4 separate regions of the Homo sapiens genome follow, and all the other regions are linked to region 1. Evidence: chromatin loops called from intact Hi-C (ENCODE). Cell type or tissue: heart left ventricle. All regions are shown on one strand.

Evidence for each region. A loop is a pair of places that touch in the nucleus more often than their neighbours do. Peaks named below come from ENCODE experiments on the same cell type or tissue, not always from the same donor. Only the 100,000 strongest peaks of a DNase experiment are listed, where the experiment ranks them.
Region 2: a loop joins it to region 1, with 4 times the contacts of the local background. A loop is called at or near these places in 32 of 110 quality-filtered maps.
Region 3: it touches region 1 in a loop (4-fold over the local background); 35 of 110 quality-filtered maps call a loop at or near these places.
Region 4: a loop joins it to region 1, with 2.6 times the contacts of the local background. A loop is called at or near these places in 3 of 110 quality-filtered maps.

What each region holds. Positions count from the first base shown.
Region 1 is chr10:98,043,544-98,048,543 of GRCh38, reverse strand. No RefSeq gene overlaps it. Among named protein-coding and RNA genes, the nearest start is that of CRTAC1, 15 kb to the right of the region's middle. RefSeq lists an enhancer at 2,430-2,489. In heart left ventricle, CTCF peaks have their summits at 2,360 and 2,568 (motif pointing right); a DNase peak (open chromatin) is centred at 1,023; H3K27ac peaks cover 1,154 bases.
Region 2 is chr10:97,756,982-97,761,981 of GRCh38, reverse strand. It overlaps ZFYVE27 (zinc finger FYVE-type containing 27), which reads right to left. Exons shown (of 13, transcript NM_001385875.1): 11 at 4,671-4,717; 12 at 4,259-4,340; 13 at 1,087-2,746. The coding sequence ends at 2,682. Among named protein-coding and RNA genes, the nearest start is that of SFRP5, 13 kb to the left of the region's middle. RefSeq lists an enhancer at 1,443-1,942 and a silencer at 2,415-2,464. In heart left ventricle, CTCF peaks have their summits at 2,174 and 2,376 (motif pointing left); a DNase peak (open chromatin) is centred at 2,371.
Region 3 is chr10:97,789,363-97,794,362 of GRCh38, reverse strand. No RefSeq gene overlaps it. Among named protein-coding and RNA genes, the nearest start is that of SFRP5, 20 kb to the right of the region's middle. In heart left ventricle, CTCF peaks have their summits at 2,000 and 2,202 (motif pointing left); a DNase peak (open chromatin) is centred at 2,202; H3K4me3 peaks cover 232 bases; H3K27me3 peaks cover 620 bases.
Region 4 is chr10:98,306,639-98,311,638 of GRCh38, reverse strand. No RefSeq gene overlaps it. Among named protein-coding and RNA genes, the nearest start is that of LOXL4, 41 kb to the right of the region's middle. In heart left ventricle, CTCF peaks have their summits at 1,879 (motif pointing right) and 2,795; DNase peaks (open chromatin) are centred at 268 and 1,878.

The DNA of each region.
Region 1 (5,000 bases):
TGGTGTCTCCTGACTTATTCATTTATTCAGCATATATCCATTGTAATAAGCATATTTCATTCGAATGATAACTTTTGACCATAGTCCCACATGTGCCAAGAGCCTCTACAATGACCCAGGGCCTAACACAGGACCTAGTGCATAGTAGGAACTCTATAAATATTTGATGAATAAAATAATAATTAGGGTGAGGGCCTTAGGCCTGTAATCCTACCATTTTGGGAGGCTGAGGTGGGCAGATCACTTGAGCCTGGGAGTTTGAGACCAGACTGGCCAACATGGTGAAGCTCCCTCTCTACAAAAAGTCCAAAAAAAAAAAAATAGCTGGGCATGGTGGTGCATGCCTGTAGTCCCAGCTACTCAGGAGGCTGAGATGGGAGGATCACCTGAGCCCAGGCAGGTCAAGGCTGCAGTGAGCTGTGATCACGCCACTGCACTCCAGCAAAGGTGACAGAGCAAGACCATGTCTCAAATAATAAAAATGATGAATTGGGAAGCCAACTAATTGTGGGAGTGGAAATAGAGGAGGAAAGGCAGAACCCCAAATCAGGAGATCCAACTTTTATTTTCATCTTGGCTACACACAAAGCCTCTTCTCCTCTGGCCTCTCTTTTTCCACCATAAACTGAGGGAACTGGACTAGCTAAACTCCAGGGCCTCTTCTAGATTTAAGATTCCGGGATGTCAAGACACCTCTGGCTGCTTAGATAGAGTGCTGAGAAAGAGCAGTCCCCAAGAGTTCCCCATGCCAGGGAGATCTCTCGCTAGTGTATTAGTTATCTATTGTTGCATAACAAATTAGCTTAAATTCAGCAGCTTAAAACAACACATATTTATTATCTCATACAATTTCTGAGGGTTGTGAATCTGAGAGTGGCTTAGCTGGGTAGTTCTGGCTCAGTCTCTCTCATGAAGTTGAAGTCAAGATGTCAGCCAGGGCTGCAGTTATCAGGCTAAACTGGGACTGGAGCCTAGGCCTCCAGGCTCACTCACATGACTGTTGGCTGTTGGCCTCAGCTCCTTACCACGTGGGCCTCTCCATAGTGATGCTCATGACATGGCAGCTACCTCCCCCGAGAGCAAGTGATCTGAGAGAGAAAGCTGCCAGGATGAAAGCTGCAACGACTTTTTATAACTTAACCCAGGAAGTGACATGCTATCACCTATTTTATTAGCTATACAAACCGACCCTGGTATAATGTAGGAGGGGCCTGTATAATGTGTGAATATCAGAAAGTGGGAATCTGGGGCAGCTGGCTACCACATCCAGGCTGAAGTCAAATCTCTTGAGGCTGTCATTTAGATAAGGCCACTATTCATACTTTTCCGTGGGCAGGGGTCCCAGTGGGAAGAACTTGTGCATGAGCCAGCCAGTATCATCAGTGAAATGTTCTGCCTGCTCCTTTTCAAAACAAGCCCAGGAATTCTATAGGGCTCCTTGCTGAAGCACCAATGCCTGGTGCAGCCCTGCAAAGAGCAAGGGCAAAGATATGCGGGGGCTCAGCAGGGACCACCTTAATAACCCGGCAAAACCTCAATTACCCAAAGCAACGTGAGCCAGGGCCCTCATTTAATCAGATTTCTTGATTTAACTATCCCACACTGATAAATAAATCTATACACTGTGGTTGATGATAGACAAATAGCAGGCAAATATGTTGCCGTTAAAGATTTTTAAAACCCCTTCAAGGGTCTCTATCTGTAAATTTGCATGTTCTCTGCAGCTAAAATAATTGCAAGATACTGCAAGAACCAGACGTATCAATGGCCTAACCATGGCCTTCATTTTTCTTGCTAAGGCAGGAAAGCAAAAGAAAACATTTTAGGAAGTTTTTTAAAATTTAAAAACATTTCTAACAAAGCAGCCTTTCTGCAGAACTTCCATCTAATTAGGAAATTAAATTAACCAGACCATTTCACTTCCTCAGTAAAAGCGATTGAATTTCTTGTGGCAACTCTGACCCCTTTCACCATTTCCCCGACATATCTGGCACTTCCCCACCCACACTGCCTTTCATCCACCCTCAGCCTGGAATTCCTGGTGAGCCCAGAGTTGGAATGAGAAGAAATGGATTCCACTCTCTATTCCATCACTGCACGTAGGGTGTTTGGGCTTTCTGAGCTCCCTTTCCTCACTCATAAAAGGAGGCATTTAAAGTACGTGATTCTTCAGTTCTCTTTACCCCTAACACTCTAAGTTGTGTGATCCCCACCATCATCACTTTCTGAAATCTGACTGCTTTTTCAGGATGCAGGTAAAGTGCTATATTCACTATGGAGCCTCCCTTATCTCTGTGGACAGAAGTAGTTTCTCTTCTCTCTGCAATCCCACAATTAAGTAAATAGAGGTAAACACATGATTTTATGGATTATGTAAAATATTTACTCACATTTTTGTCTCTCCTAGCAGACTCTATGCTCTTTGAGGACAGCTGCCTGACCCTTCTCATCTTGATATCCGTTAGCACTGCACCCAGCACATGGTAGGTGTTCACACCTGTGGTTTGGAGGGAGCCCAAAAACCAGGTTTGTGATTTTTGCAGCACACCGATGTATTGGCTGCCCTCAGCCAGCAGGGGGAGCACATTTGCTCCTTAAATGAAGCCGCCAGCTCTGAACTGTGACACCCTCTGAAGAGCTGATGAATGGATTTACCTCGGAGGGTGAGACGGGCCCAGAGGACTAGGGTGAGGGCAGGGGTGAGGACAGATCTGCTACTTCTGACTAAGAAGCCACCACTTATTTGGTAAACAATAACATCCCAGGAACAGAGAGCACCCTCATGAGAAATTCAGAGCACTTCCTATCTCTAAGGCCAGGAAAGTGCATGAAGTTATAATAGGGATACAGTCTTGATTAAACACTGTGTAACTTGGGGAATTAAGTCTATGATAAATTGGGAGATAGGGACCTGCAGCCTCATTTCTTTTAAGGATATTTAATTACAAAATTCTGTAACGAAATTACAGCCTTATTAAAATGGTTTCTCACTGAAGAGAGGGTCTCGAAAGGTGAGACGATGCCAATAGGAGAGGGGCTGTAGGGTTTTCCAAGCACTCTCCCTGTGCCACTGCATTCTGATCAGAGACTAGAAAGTGGGGATAAGGCACCTCCCTTTGAAAATCAGCCCGCTGGAGAGGTTGGTCTCTCTCTCTCTCTCTCTCTCTCTCTCTCTCTCTCTCTCTCTCTCTCCACCTTTCCCCATGAGACTGCCACCATGAAGCCTGGACTGCCAGGCAGCTAGGATCCTATTAGAGACAGCTGTCTGGTGGAGAAACTAGCTTCTCTTTAAAATGACAGACACTTGTTAGTGATAGACATCTTGTTAATCACTCACACCTTAGTATGAATTACACCAATCAGCTGTTAGGGTTTCCTCCACCAGAATAGGTTGGGGATTGTTTAATCTGAGAATGGTAAATTTGGTTGCAGATTAGAGGTCACAGTTTTGGAGCACGAGATACTCTGGGAGGGAGGCCAGAGTGATGAGCCTTTGTGGGAGGGCTTTGGGCGACCAGAAAGTGATATGATGGATATGGAGCAGAAGAGGGGGCACAAAGAGGCAGGTAGCTATGCTGAGACCCATACTGATTGCAACTGCCCCTGGGGTTTTTAGAGATCCTGCTGATCACCAGCCAGTGTATCAGACCATGTGCCCTGATTTTTAATTAAGAAAATACAGCCCCTTGGTTTACCTAGCAAGTTAACACCTTCTCCGCCATATAGAGGCAGAAGCATGTTGATCCTGGCGGTTCAGCCATTGGGATACTCGTTTCATCTGTCCGAGATTGAGACCCAATATCCTCAAGCAGAAAATAGGGAGAGTCATCTTACACTCCTCATAGGTGATATGCTTGTAAGTATCTTACTGTGCCCAGTGCAGAATGAGCCCTCGGAAAGGTCATTGATTGTTGCTGTTGCTGCTGCTGCTGCTGTTGCTGTTTTGCTGCTGTTATTGCCACTACTGTTGTTGCTATTGTTGTTGCTGCTGCTGTTGCTGCTGTTGCTGTTGTTGTTGCTGCTGTTGTTGCTGCTGTTGCTGCTGCTGTTGTTGTTGCTGCTGCTATTGCTGTTGTCGCTGCTATTGCTGCTGTTGTTGCTGCTATTGCTGCTGTTGTTGCTGCTGTCGCTGCTGCTGTTGTTGCTGCTGTCGCTGCTGCTGTTGACACTACTGTTGTTGCTGTTGCTGCTGTTTTGCTGCTGTTGTTGCCGCTACTGTTGCTGTTGTCGCTACCGTCGTTGCTACTGTTTTTGCTGTTGCTGCTGCTGCTGTTATTGCTATTGTTGTTGTTAGCGTACAGCACATGCATGGCCTTCAATGAATACTGTGTGGCATAATTACAGAATCATTCAGTGTCCTGTGGGGTCAGCCTACAACGCAAGTTCTACTGCTCATTACTTACATCAAGGGCAGCTTTCACCCCCGAGCTGCCTAACTGGGAGCCAGAAGATAGTGTTGAAATAAACCAGGAAATCCGACAACCCAGCTGACATCTCTCTTTCCCAGTCACTGTGTGGATCAAAGTCATGCTCCATAGAAGGTGAGTGCTACTTCTAGGAATCAGATATTCTGGAGCAGCAGGTACAGGTGGTTTTCAAGTGGCCAGATGCCTTGTGGCAAAGTAGAAAGTGTGCTGGCTTGAGTGTCATGGTCCAGCTATGTGACTTTAGACATGTCACTTAGCCTCCTATTTTTTTTTTCCTCATAGGCAAAATAGAGACTATGCTAGCAGGGCTGCTATGAAGAAGTGATGCCACTGTGCTCAGTTCAGTGCCTGACTGAGAGAAGGAACTCGATAAACTTTAGCCTCCTTTCCTCCAGACCTTCCTCCTGCTTCTACTCCCAAATAAAGGGCTAGAGCATCAGAACTGCAGGGAATGTGAAAGATCATCCAGCTCAGTTTTATCTTTCCAGATTAAGTAGGGACATACAGTGGGAAAGTGGCGGCCCAGATGAGAGGCCAGGTTGCCCAGTTCCTCACCCGGTGGTCACCCTGGCA
Region 2 (5,000 bases), 290 kb after region 1:
CTCTGTAATCCATGCCTGCAGGCACAGACTTCAAGTTACTGCTGTTATGGTTGAGATTTCACCAACATTTGGCATTTTCATTTTCCAAAAATAAAATGCATTGACTGCTTTTCCAAACTACACTTGTGCCTCTCTGATACTCTTCTCTGAAGAATCATCTAAAATTACACTCTGGTTTAAAAAAAATAAATCACTGTTCTAAGCCACCCAGGACAGAGCTGTTTGTCCTCTGAAGGTGGCCAGGATGACAGGAGCCAGCGTGTCCAGCATGCCAGGCACCGGGCCCCATGCCTCCCGTCGACTCTCTCATTTCTCTCACAGCACCCGCACAAGCTATGCATCACCATCAGGTGCACTTTCCAGAGGAGGAAAGCACAGTGAGCCTGGGGGCAGCATCCCTATGCCAATGGGCCCCAGCACCGCTCCAACAGATGGTAAAGGGGTCCAAGCATGGAGGTGGGCCACAGCAGGCGCCAGGCACCACCCTCTACTGCTGCAGGGACTCTGCTCCTACTTCAGGGGAACAGTGCCTACCTCAGAGTTGCTGTGAGCAATAAATGAGATACTGCACGCAAAGCCCTCACCAGTGCCCAGCACCCAGCCACCCACCACCCACCTGCCCCAGCTCAGGGCATGGCTTGCACTTCCCATCTCATGTCCAATCCTCTTTCCTGCTGCTCTCAGCCTCCCTGAAGGCTGACCCTTTCTGGCTTTCTCAGAGGGATTAGTTAAAATCTTTCCGTTGTAAAGCCTGCATTGTTTGGGGTTTACCAAGTTCTAGTCCCAACCCCAACCCCCAGTGCTGGGCCCTCACAATTGGGTCACAAGACTGGGCCTCAAGTCAATCCGACAAGCATTTGCTGAGCCTCTCCTGCGTGCAAGGCACAGCTTTCCTCCTCTTGGCCCCCAGCTCATACCCAGACCAGGCTGCAGCCCCCACGCCCCTGCCACCATGGTGCCCCAAAGGCCCGCCCCTCAGCCTGGTCCTGCAGGAATTGCCCAGGCCTGCAAAACTCCAGCAGTGCCAGAGAGATCTGGTCTTCCAGCCTCAGGGAAAATGCCAACACAAAGACATGACAAAAACAAGAAGCTTGAGGCCTTTTTATTGACAATTCTCCATAGACACAGAGATCCTTTTAGTTCCTCTCCAGTGTAAAGAAAGCACGGGGTACTGAACTCTCCTCTCTTAAAAGGACACAGAGGCGATACGATACCAAAGCCTGTCTGGCTCCCCAGGGCTGTGGCACCTCCACTGGCCTGGGTAAGCCCCTGGCTGCACAGCCCCAGCTAAGCTGCTTGGCTCGGCAAGAAAGCGGGCCTAGGATGGGTCCCTTGCCTCCCCAGCCTGCCTCTCTGGACCCCTGCTCCTCGAGTGTAGAAACCTCTCAGCCCCCTCATGGGTCCTGGGTCCCAGGCAGCCCATGACTCCAGGGAAGAGTCCTAGGTAGAAGACCCCCACCCCCAATTCCTCCTCATCCCATTACTTGTGCCACATGTTCCCAGGAACCATGCAATAAATAAATAAATACTTGAGAAAGGCAGGGCAGCTCCAGGGAAGGGAAGGGATGCCTGAGCCAGCTCATGGCTAAGGGAGAGATACTGAGCCCGTAAGAGTCCAGTAGTGAACATGAAACTGTTGGAAAGAAATGGAGACCCCCAGGGGGCCTTATCCCATAACTGAGACTGTCCTCCAGGGAATAGCCCTGGAATCCAGGACCCAGCCCAGCGAGATCCTACACTACCCAGGCCCCCAGGGGTCAAGGGCTTCAGGACCTCTGCTCCACTCACCTGGCCTCCCACTCCATTGGACAAGAGGCAGGGAAAGGAAACTGGAGTGCTGGGCCAGTGGAGGACTGCCCTAGACTCTGGACAGAGGGTGCAGAAGTTGTGATCCAAGTGCCCTGCAGCTGCTCCAGCGGAGCTGGGGACACTGGGGCATTGTGTGGGCTGAGAGTCTGTGAATTGAGGTGTCTTCGAGGGGAGGCCGAGGTCTGTCCAGCTATTGGGGCTTCCCCAAGCTTTCCTCCACTTAACGCTGAAGGACTCAGCCAAACCCTCCTATACACATTCTCCTCTCAGGGAATCTGGGAACTTCAACCCTGTTTCTAGAAGCACCCATGGTCTTGTTAGGCCTGGCCACACCCTCTGATGGGGAAATGATGAGATCCTGGTGCCTGGAGGGACATTCAATCAGCAGAGATGGGGTGTGGCACTCCCAAGCCCTTCTGCAGGCTCTCTGAGGCTGAGGGCCTGGCCCAGTACCCTGCAGGAGAAAAACCTCTTTTCCCAACCTCAGGTCTGGAATTCCCAGGCACAGCCACACTGACCCTGATCTTCAGACCCCAGTCAGGCCTGGCCTAGTTCGCTGCTGCCCTCTGGTGGCTACTGCCTGCCCAGCCCTAAGTCCACTCGCTCAGTCCCAGGCAGAGCAGGACAAACATGCCAGGCCCTCCAGGGGCTCTTCTCCCTCAAGGGATTGAGAGCAGCCATTGCCAGCCACTCTCATGGATGGAGAACAGCTCCAGAATCCAGCTGGAGAGAGTGAGGAAGGAAGGGGAAGCCTACCTAGCATTCAGGCCACATTTGCCCAGCACACACCACAGTGGGCCAGGGGTGGGGAGAGTGGGGGGTCTACTGCTGGTCCCAAGGACGGGTGCCTGGTTGGACCCTGGCCTCTCTTCTCACTTGCTCAAGGTCTGGTTACACGAGGCACACACAAACACAGTCTCCCTCTGGGCTTCAGGGGCTGAAAAGGAGGAAGAACTTGGTGAGACATTTCCTTGCGCCCTTTGGTTCATGGCCCCAACTACTAGAAGCACCCTCCCAAATGCCCCACACAGACCCCCCACCCAGCCCACACCCTCCCTGCCCAGCTTGCTAGCCTGCCCGCAGAGATTCTTCTTTCCATGGGAACTGGGGATCCTGGGGGTGATGATGCCAACAGCAGGCCACTCCTGTGCTATGAATTAGACATTATTGTGGCACCAACAGAACACCTTCAAAAATTTTTAAATAAAATATTAAATACAAAAATTAGCCAGGCATGGTGATGCACGCCTGTAATCCCAGCTACTCAGGAGGCTGAAGCACAAGAATTGTTTGAACCCAAGAGGCGGAGGTTGCAGTGAGCCGAGATGGCGCCACTGCACTCCAGGCTGGGCGACAGAGCGAGACTCTGTCTCAAAAAAACAGAATAAGTAAAATATCACAGTGAAATTTCCCAAAATGTTTTAACAGTGGTTACCTCTGGGTGGTAAAATTACAGGGTTATTTTTCTCTTCCTTCGTCCTCTGTATAATAATTTCCAAATTTTCTAGTTAGTAAGCATATGTTACTTGCATCGGAAGAAAAAAGAACTTGGGCTGGGGGCGGTGGCTCACGCCTGTAATCCCAGCACTTTGGGAGGCCGAGGCGGGCAGATCACCTGAGGTCAGGAGTTCAAAACCAGCCTGACCAACATGGAGAAACCCCGTCTCTACTAAAATACAAAATTAGCCGGGTGTGGTGGCGCATGCCTGTAATCCCAGCTACTCGGGAGGCTGAGGCAGGAGAATTGCTTGAACCCAGGAGGCAGAGGTTGTGGTGAGCCAAGGCCGTACCACTGCACTCCAGCCTGGGCAACAAGAGTGAAACTCCGTCTCAAAAAAAAAAAAAAAAAAACTTGGTTTAACATTATACTACAAAACGGTACATGAAATGTGACCACATTTTTCAGGAATATGCATGTGCTTTTATTCTACATGCAAGCTAATGAGCAGCAGGGTCCATGCCCGATTGTTCTCTCAGGAAGAAATCAGGAATTTTTTTTCCTTTTGCTTATCTGTGTTTTTTATTTACAATATGTATAGGAAATATTTTATATTTTATAAAAGGAAAAAAAGGAATTTTTAGTTTTGTTCAAAGTGCCAAGGAAATAAGAAAAAGATTAAAATTGCGGCTGGTGATTGACTCCAGGAAGGCAGGAGCAGTGCTGGGAGCTGCGGGGGTGTTGCCAGGGCTCTTGTTTTTCAACTTTAGTGAAGCAGCCACAGGTATTCATCTTGTTATTACCCTTCACAATTCACAGGTACATCATATCTATTCTTCGGCATGTACCAAATGTTTCAGGATTTTGCTAAAGGGGATGGAGGAAACGTTCCCGTAGGCCTGACTACAATCCCAAGTTCCCTTGACCTCTGACACCCTTGCCTCTGTGCCACAGCGTGACATCCCCTGGGCGGGATACCAACCAAGCCCTCCCACCACCTGCACCACTCACCTGTGGCCCCCATGGAGGACTTGGGCACCTTGAAGGAGCAGCATCGAGAGCAGAAGCTGTTTCCACAATTACTGCAGCTCCGCTGCAGACAAGAGCCAAGGTCAGATGTGTCCCTCACCCTCAGGTACCTGGAGTTCTCAGCACCTCCCTCCTTTCCACCAGCTGATCCCACCCAAGGAAACTGGGCCTGGGGGGTGCCCAAGTGGAGCAGGAAAGAGAGCAAATGGAATACCCCCTGGGGAGGCTGGTAAAAGGTGGCACAGGCGCAGGGGAGGGCACACTCACTCCAGAAAGCCACTGCCAGGCCCAATGTGACCCGAGCCAGACTTTCTCAATGACTCCCCTCAACTCCTCCCCACCCGACAGTCCCAAGGACACTGTCCCCAACAAATGCACCCTCACAGACACTCACCCTCTTCTTCAGCACTGAGAAGGTGGCCGAGCAGCCCGTGCAGTTCCCTGAGAAACAGAGGCAGCAGCTCAACCCCCGCCCATCCCAGGACTCTCACGCTCACCTGCTCCTGGCGCTTCTAAATGGGACACTCAGGACACCAGCCCAGCCTCCTTGGCTGGACACAGTGAGCCAGGGAGCAAGGCCAGATTCAGAGACAGAAAGAAGGACTCAAACTAAGAAGACTGATAGCCCCTGAGGACTGATGTCTCCAGCCATACATAGCTACCAGTCCCTGAACCCTTCCAGAGCTGAGTGGCCCTACCTACAGGTTCAACAGAAATCAAAGAG
Region 3 (5,000 bases), 250 kb after region 1:
AATTTTTGTCATACTGATAATTCTAAAATAGCCTCCAGGATTCCTACCCTGACTATGCATGGCCTGTATGATCTCTTCTTCCTTAGTCTGGGTGGGACCAGCAAATATGGAATGTTATAATCAGTTGACTTTAAGTTAATAGAAAGTGAGATGATCCTGGGTAGGCCTGACCTAATCAGGTGAGCCTTTTTAAAGATGGTGACACCTCAGAGAGAGCTCTCCAGCTGGCTTTGAAGACACAGTCTTCAAGAAGAAGATGCAGGCCTTGGTGCAGTGGCTCACGCCTGTGATCCCAGCACTGTGGGAGGCCAAGGTGGGAGGATCACTTGAGCCCAGGAGTTCGAGAACAGCCTGGGCAACATAGCAAGACCTCATCTCTTAAAAAAAAAAAAAAGAAGAAGAAGAAGAAGAGGAAGAAGAAATAAAGAAAAAGAGAGAGGAAGGAAGGAAAGAAGGAAGGAAGGAAGGAAAGGAAGAGAGGAAGGAAGGATCTTAAAGAGGTTGGGCTGGGCGTGGTGGCTCACACCTATAATCCCAGCACTTTGGGAGGCCAAGGCAGGAGGATTGCTTGAGCTCAGGATTTCGAGACTTCATCTTTATATGAAATAAAAGAAAGGGAAGGAAGGATGGGAGGAAGAAAGGGAAGAAGGAAGAGAGGAAGAAAGGGGAAGAAGGAAGGGAGGGAGGGAGGAAGGGAGGCAAGAAGCAGTTCTACATCTGCAAGGAAATTAATTCTGCCAAAACCTAGGAAGTTTGGAAGAAGCTCCCAAGTCTCAGATGACCCTACCCTGGCTGACATGTTGGGTTTTGTTTCGTTTGAGATGGAATCTCACTCTGTTACCCAGGTTGGAGTGCAGTGGTGCGATTTCATCTCACTGCAACCTCTGCCTCCTGGGTTTAAGCAATTCTCCTGCCTGTCTCCCAAGTAGCTGGGACTAAAGGTGCATGCCACCACACCTGGCTAACTTTTGTATTTTTAGTACAGATGAGGTTTCACCATGTTGGCCAGGCTGGTCTCAAACTCCTGACCTCAAGTGATCCACCCACCTTGGCCTTCCAAACTGTTGGGATTACAGGCGTGAGCCACCGTGCCTGGACCTGGCTGACACTTTGACTGCAGCTTTGTGAGACCCTGAGCAAAGGACCCAGGTAACCCAGGCCTGGACTCCCAACCCACAGAGACTGTGCGCTAATAAATGTGCGTTGCTTTAAATGCTAAAGTAACACACATTTGTAATTTGTTTCAGCAGCAATAAAAAACAAATGTATGTGAGCGCAACACGTCAGCTGGCAAGAGGTAGCGCTGCAAGAGGATGAACACACCACAGTCCTCGCACTATGTAGGAATCTTTATTACTGCTTTGCAGATGACAAAACAGAGAATTTAAGCATCTTAGCCAAGGTCACACAGGTGATAAGTGACTGAGCCAGGCCACAAGCCAGGCCTGTGTGACTCCAGGTGCTCCAGTGAATTAGTTCCATGGATAATCCTGCAGGTGACTAGTGGACTAAACGTCCTCCCTGCTGTCATGGCCAGGTCCTTATGATGACCTGTGGTGATTTCTGGTGACAATAGGAGCCCATGGCTGAGAGGGGCATAGTGGAGGAGGCAGTTCCCACCCACAGACTCACGGACTTGCTCCACCTCAATTCCACCTGGCCATCTGGGTGAGCAGTGTAGACATGGGTCCCCAGCTGCTGCCTCTCCCAGCCTCCTGTTTATTTCCTTTACCGCATGTTTGCCATTACTCCATTCATACATCTTGTCTTTGCCCAGCTTCCCTTTAGAATGTCAGCCCTGTGAAAGGCCACATCTGCCGTGCACTCCCAGGGCTACCACAGTGCCTGGCATACAGTTGGCACTGTATGAAATTAGCTGGACAGACTATGGAGTGCAGCAATGACTTCTTTGCCTCCCTGGATTGCAAGGGAGGCGGGGGCCGAGATCTGAGATCTCAGGCCCAGGAAACCCCATCCCTTCCCTTCCTTGAACATGGCCCCATCTCCTGGGCTCTAGAGAGCTGAGACTGGTCTTTTCGGAGGAGCTCTAGGATGCAGCCCCCACCCTTGCCAGCTCTGCTCCAAATCACCAAGTCACCCACTGGGCTAAGGGGCTTCCAGGACAAGAGGACCCCCTGCCAGGCAGCCACCTCACCTGGAGCCTCCCTGGTTCCCAGACACAGCACCTGCTCCCTCTGCTGGCGGAAGCAGACAAGTGCATGCAGATCCCTCCTTGCCGGAGACATGGGAGACACTGGGAAGGCAGGAGGGGAGGGCTCCGGGGAGCTCCCAGCCTGGACCCCCTGAGCCTAGGAAGAGTCAGGGCGGGGAGGTTAGGGAAAGTCCGTAGCCTGGCCGAGTCTGGCCCTCAAGCGTGGGGGCCTGGCCTCAGCCCTACCTACAGGGCTGGCAAAGCAGCACCATCACTTGGATTCCCTGTCTTTGCTGAACACAACCCGGATGGGAGTCCTCAGACCAGGAAGGGGGGACATTGCTTCCACCATGAGAACACACTACTCCCAGGGAGGGCAGCCTTCTCTCGGCCCAGCCTCAGGGCTACCTGGCCCCATCCCATGATAATAACAGCCAGTGCTGCATACCTGCTGCGTACACACCTCATCTAATCCTTGTAGTTGTCCTGCCCCATGGACATGATTGCTCCTACCATACAGATGAGAAAACTGAGGCACGAAGCAAAGTCAGAACCCAAACCCAGGTCAGTGTGGCTCTGAAAGTCCCTACCTTTCTCATGCCCTGTGCCTCATACATTACTTTTAATCCTACAACCAAGGAGGTCTCCTTACCGTAGCCAGTCCTGTGTGGCTTCAAAGCCAAGGCTGGATTGGGTGTGGCTGAAACTGGGTTGTATCTGGGGTGGGGAATGGCCTGGTGTGGTGGGAAAGGCCAGGCTCTGGGACCAGACAGCACTGTGGACACCCCCTGGCTGGTGGCCTTGGGCAAGATGCTTCATCCCTTTGAATCACTATATTCTCACCCATAGAAGAAACTTCATTCCTAACTTAGAAAGCTTTTGTGGGAATTAGAGATAATGTGTGTCCAGTTCCCACCACAGAGCATCTGGGCATAGAATAGCTGTTAATGTTTGTGGTGGCTTTAAAAGAGGTCCACAAATTCTGATACTCCTCCCTTCCCTTGGGTGTGAGGTGGAGGTAGTGACTTGTCTCCAATGAACACAGTAAGCAGAATTCATGGCGGGCAATTTCAGAGACCAAGTAATGAGAGGCACTGTGCTTCCCCCCGCCTGGCTTCCTTAGGTCACTTGCCCTGGGGAAGCCAGCTCCCATGTCGTGAGGACACTCAAGCTCCCCATATGGCCTCCAGCCAACAGTCACACAAGTGGACTTGGGGTCAGATCCTCCAGCCCCTCCCAAGTCTCCTGGTGGCTGCAGCCCTGGCCAATTTTTTTTTTTTTTTTTTTTTTTTTTTTTTTTTTTTTTTTTTTGCAGAGGCAGGGGAGACAGTCTCACTCTGTCACCCAGGCTGAAGTGCAGTGGTGTAATCATGGCTCACTGCAGCCTCGAACTCCCGGGCTCAAGTGATCCTCTTGCCTCAGCCTCCTGAGTAGCTAGGATCCCACACATGCCATCATGCCCAGCTAATTTTTTTGTTAATTTTTTATAAGGACAGAGTTTCCCTGTTTACCCAGGCTGGTCTCAAACTCCTGGGTTCAGGAGACCCTCCCAGCTCAGCCTCCCAAAGTGCTGGGATGACAGGTGTAAGCCACTGTGTCTGGCCCCTAGACAATATCTTGATGGCAATCTCGTGAGAGAGACCCTGAGTCAGAACCACCCAGCTCAGATGCTCCTGAATTCCTGAGCCACTGAATTATTTATTATAATTATTTGTTGCATTGTGAGATAATAAATGTTGATCATTTTAAGTACACTTTATAATCAGCATCCTTGGGCCAGCAGTTGCTTTGAGGCTGAACTGCCCCATCTCCTCCACAGCTGTGGTCACACAGAATCTGCTCTAACAAGGGTCCAGGCCCTATGGACCTGGCCGGGAAAGAAGTAAGAACTCACATTTACTGAGCACTTGCCATCTGCCAGGAATCGAGCTAAGCACTTTACATTTATCTTTCTAGCAAAACTTCCCAAAAATGACAAGGTAAACACTATTATCATGCCCATTGTACAGATAGAGAAACTGAGGTGCCAGAGGTTGAGGGACTCACCCAAGATTACACAGGGGAGAAGCAGACCTGGGATTTGAATCAAATGCCACTACTCCAGCACCTGGGTGCTTAACCAGCGTACTGCATGGCCCTCCAAGGTGCACAGTGGCTCAAGGGCCCTGTTACCCCTCCTGTACCCCAGCAGCACCCCCACCACCACCACCCACTTGCTGTCCTGGGTGACTAAGACAGGTGCAGGGACAAATCCCGTCCAGCCCACTGTCCCTTAGCCAAGGTGGTGCCTCTGCCCACACACCCTCTGCCCCTCTCCCTGCCGACAGGTCAGTCCATGCCTCACCTACCCAGGGCCAGGCATTGAGCACCTTTAAAGTGTAGGGGCCCTTCGTGTCATCTAGTCCAATCCCCCAACCCCCCATTTTTTCAGATGTAGAAACAGCAGCCCAAAGAGGTGCAGTGACTTATCTAAGGACACAGAGGGGGCCGGACGCGGTGGCTCACACCTGTAATCCCAGCACTTTAGGAGGCCGAGGCGGGTGGATCATTTGAAATCAGGAGTTCAAGACCAGCCTAGCCAACATGGTGAAACCCCATCTCTACAAAAAATACAAAAATTAGTCTGGCGTGGTGGTGGGTGCCTGGAATCCCAGCTACTCAGGAAGTTGAGGCAGGACAATCACTTGAACCCAGGAGGCAGAGGTTGCAGTGAACTGAGATCATGCCACAGCACTCCAGCCTGGGCAACAGAGTGAGATTCCATCTAAAAAATAAAATAAATAAAGGCACAGAGGGAGCTGAGGGAGCCCTTTAGCCAGAACCCAGGTCTCCCGTCTCGTCTCAATCC
Region 4 (5,000 bases), 260 kb before region 1:
GGAAGGGATGAGCCACTGCACCCAGCCAAAAGCCTCTTTGTGTTCTGATTCACTATTCCCCCTTGCTGGGGACTGGCTGGCAGTTTCCTCCTGGGGACATGACTTGAGGGCAGGCGTGGAGGGTCACAGCACAGGAGATGGGCCAAGGGTTATTCCTCCAAGCAGAGCCCAGGGACACATCTCTCTCAGCTAGGTGCCTCACCAGCAGGACATTCAGGTGCAGTGATGGGCACAGACCAGCGAGTGTGCAGTGGAGGATGTGGGAAAGGCTCCAGCAATGAATGCCGAGGCCGAGGCCTGTCCTGAACCCTGGAGGGAGGCCAGCGTGGTCTGTTTCATCTGGTGCTCCTGACAAAACCCTTCCCAGGGCAAGGACTCTCTGAGTCCCCCCAGAGCCTGGCAAGGGAGGTGGTCTTGGCCCTACCCTGACAACAAAAATTATCTTGGAGAACCTCTGCCATTCCCTGGTGTGCTGAGAAATTCTGAACTGGAACGTCTTGTCCATCCAACATAGGCACGTCCCAGTTCCCCCGTGGAGCCACCTTCATATTCAGTTCCACAAGGGAGCGTGCACGGTGTGCGGGGCACCTTGCCAGGCTTTGAAATGAGCAGGACCCAGCCCCTGACTCTCAGGAGTCCTGTTCTAATAGAAGGGTCGAGGCAAACGCATTCTCCAGAGAAGGACAACGCCAGGCAGGGGAGAAAAAAAAATGCCAGCGAGACACTTTTAAAAGAGGGAAAGTCTGCATGTGCAAAACCATTCTTTGAAATGATGCATTTGGTTATGTGCATATTTGTTATGCATTTGGTTATGTGCATATTTGTTAATCTAGCTCCGTGATTTTTAAGTGTCTTAAACCACAGATTTTTTTTCCAAATAAAATCTTTCCTGAAACCCCCAGTGTGTTATAACAAGACAATGAAGCTGGGAGAAAGGTAAATGCAGAGTTCCTGGGGTGAAAGGAGAAGTTGGATGCCATCACCTGGACAGCCCCTAGACTCAGACTGACAGCCACCAGTCTGTATAATGATGAATCATGCAGCTGCTAAATTACTACCATAAGGATTATGGATCAGCAGGAAAAAAACATTGTACAGTGATGAAAAACCAAGAACAAAAGGCCAGGTGCACCATGGCTCCTACTGAGGAATAACAGGTGTGAGTAGTAGGCTTTGTGGCTGGTTTTCTTTTTTTTTCTGAGATGTGGTCTCGCTATTTTGCCCAGGCTGGTCTTGAACTCCTGGGCTCAAGCCATCCTCCCACCTCAGCCTCCCAAAGTACTGGGATTACAGGCGTGAGCCACCATGCCTGGCCTGCTTGGTGGTTGATTTTCACATTAAAAAATTGTATGTCACTGTTAATTGTGTCTCACAGGGAGGAGGGAGTGAGTACCTGTTCCCTGTTAGGGGGAGTGCTGGAGGCTGGAACCAGCATTTCAGATAAAGGGAGGCATCCAGCAGAGATCTGGGAACTGTCACGTCCTGAGGGCTAAATAGAGGCATAGAAGATGAGGAGGGAAATTGGGAGGAAAGAAACTGGGAGGGAACCAGAGCATAGAAGGGCACCCCATCACTCAGCGTCTTTTTGTGATTTCCAGGCAGCAGAGAGCTGTGTTTCTGAGCAGAGGAGTCACTCGTGGAGCTGCCTTTGTTCCTTGTTAGAAAGAGGTTCAAGGGTGGCCCCCAAGTGTGGTCCCTTGGCAAAGGAGCTCTCCCAGTTCCCCTCCCCCCAGGGCAGATTTGATTCTGTCTCTCTCATCCAGGAGCCACGGCCTGGGATGCCCTTGCCAGGGTCATTGCCAAGCCCAGTTTTCCCAGACTGGGCTCGCAGGCCCTGGAGGCCCTGGGAAGCCGCCTAGCAAAGGCTGGTTCAGGGGTGGCCATAAGAGGGCGGAAGAGGGCTGGGAACGGGCGGCCGCAGCTTACGCCTCCATCCCACTCCCTCTTCTTATCCAACCTTGTGTTTCAGATCAGGAAATTGAGAGCCAAACAACCCAAGGTCACATGGCAGATTTACAGAGAGCAGGGATTGGAGCTCAGCCTCCACACTCCGGGTCCGGGACTGCCGCCGTGCTCATCACCCTGCCTCCTTTTCCCTAACACCCTCCCATCTGCACACTCTGAGATGCTCCCTGAAAGCTGAGCTCCCCTCCCGACCATGTGAGAGACCCCACAGGCATGCGCTTGCTCACAATCCATTGCCAATGCCTGCTCCCAAGACTGCAGCTGCCAGTGAGATACGACTTGTGATTTAACGAGCTCAGTCCTTCCCGAGGCTTGATGGGTACTGTCTCACCACTCCCAGGATCTCTTGGCAGCAAAAACCCCTTTCCACACAGGGGCCCTGCTTTAAGCTGCATCCCCACAGACTGTCTTTTCGGGTGCCTCACCCTCACCTCCTGCTTAGACACGGCCACTCCCCAGCAAGGACTGTCAGAGCTGGGGGCCTCTGAGTAGCTCACCTACAGGTTTTCCAACTGAGCCTAGAGGAGATGCCGGGGCGCTGCAGGGAGGGTGAGGTGAGGTATCTGCAGGAGTTGGGGCAAAGAATGACCTTTGCTTCTGCTAGAGAAGCTTAGCTATCCATCTGTTTCATGTTACAGAGTTCCATGTATGCTTTCATTTGAACAAAGGATTCTCACTGTAAAAACATCTCCAAGCCCCTGAAATGAGCTCAAGCCCCCAGCAGGGCCTGCCTCCCCCTGCGCCGCCGGTCTTAACAGTCTATCAGCGAGACAGACCCATCCTCTCTCCCTTGTTGTCACCTTGTGGATATTTATAGCATTACCGTGTCCACCAGAGAGCGTAATGGGCTTTTTAGGCTAAACCAATTAAACTCTCCTCCCGTAAGTCATGTCTCCTGGATGGCTTCTCTGCCCTGCTCTGAGCTTGTTCTATCTTCATTATCTCGGCTCTTCATGGCAGGGGGAGGACACGGCCAGAGAGTTCACACACTGGTTCCTGGGGGATCTCTGCATCTCTTTCCGGCCCTGGCTGCATCTTGCCAACCACCACCTCTCATTCCTCGGGCTGTGTAGACATGATCCAGACCTGGGCAGTGCAGTCAACCCCCTTGTATACTGGGAAGCAGAATATACTCAAGAGGAGGTAGTCGGTCTTTCCCTCCTTTTTTTCTTTGCCCTTCCAAATATCAAGCAATATCAGCAACAATCTACAAATAGCAAGCATCTAAGCCTATGCAAAACCCACTGGGCTGGGCACCACGAGGCTGTCACCTGCAGAGATGGCTGAGTTCCGATGTACCCCCAGGCGCCTACAGTCGGTGGAAGCTGGCGTGGTGAAACATTTCCCAGTGTGCTATTTGTGATCCTCACGGGCTCCTGAAGATATTGCAAGCATCTGCGTGCTTCAAGGCAATGATAGTATGTTTCATTTATTTTCTAAATCAATAATAAAATAGTTACTTTTCTAAATGGAAGGGCGTGAGTGCTCTGAAGGCATGCCAGGAGAGCACACCTTCCCTGGGAGTGGAGATCAATTTGGCTGTGACTCAGTCTCCAGGCCGTTGGCTCAGCACTCAGCCGAACACCACTAACCATCCTGGTGGGTTTCACTATCATGCAGCATTAAATTCTTTTTATGTTTAGTCATACTCAGTTTAATTTACACCCAGGATGGATGGACCATTGGTTTAAGACAAGAAGCATAAGGAACACTGAGAAGGAAATACACTATCAAGTTAATAAGGAACATAAAAAATAGAATAATTCTAAAAATGTTTCTAGTACCCCATAAACCAATGCTAAAAAGAGAAAACACACTGACAATTATGGCCAATTTGGCATTTTTATTTATTAAGAATAAAGATGATCCAGTCCTGTAATGTATTTTTGAGAAGTGCTAACAAATAGCAGTTTCTGACCTGGCGAGGTGGCTCACGCCTGTAATCCCAACACTTTGGGAGGCCACGGTGGGTGGATCACCTGAGGTCAGGAGTTCGAGACCAGCCTGGCCAACATGGTGAAACCCCATCTCTACTAAAAATACAAAAATTAGTTGGGTGTGGTGGCATGCGCCTGTAATCCCGGCTACTCAGGAAGCTGGGGCACAAGAATCGCTTGAACCTAGGAGGCAGAGGTTGCAGTGAGCCAAGATCACGCCACTGCACTCCAACCTGGGACACAGTGAGACTCTGTCTCAAATCAAAACAAAACAAAACAAAAAAATAGTGGTTTCATACCCTTAATCTCAATATCCAGTGGGAGAAAATCCTTTACATCAAAAAAAAAAAATCTTGCTTTTTGAAATACAAAATTTTCATTAAGTTCAAATATGAGGTCCTAAAAAACATTGTTATGCTGCAAGTTATAATTACAACATTCATTTTAAAATACATTTGGTCCTCAAATGAAACATATATCAAATTAAAATTTGTCAACAAATCACTTTTTTGCATGATTAAATTAAATAGCATTTATCACCTCCTCAGTGATGAAAATGCCCAAATTCGTCTCTATACATTATGGTTATAATTAAAGAGTGATTAAAATATACCTTAAAATATAATTGATCATAATATACTGATCTAAAATGAAACTATTACATTTAAAAATCACTCTATTTCATACCACAAAAAATACAAAATGGTTTTTAAAAGTTTATTAGGGTTGTTCTCTAAATCTTTCTGGTTTTCCTCTTTCTGGGTTCGTGGCAGATTTGTACTTTTTGGGGCCCCTGTGGTGGATCAAGTTTGCGTGGCTACTTATGTCCAGTGACTCGTGAGTGGAAGGTTCTGGGCCCTCCAGAGCTCCTCTTCCCTCTGGCATGGTGATTGGCAACATTACAAATCGTGGCTCTTCCTGCAGCCCAGATCCCTGAGCTGCTGTGATGAACACAGCTCTCTTATTGAGCTGTCATGGACATGTCGACTGAGTAAGAAAGAAAACCGTGGTTTTTAAGCCACTGAGATTGGGGGCTGTTTGTTACTGTATCTTAACCAAGCCTATCCTGACTGATACAATTCCCAAGTAAGAATATGT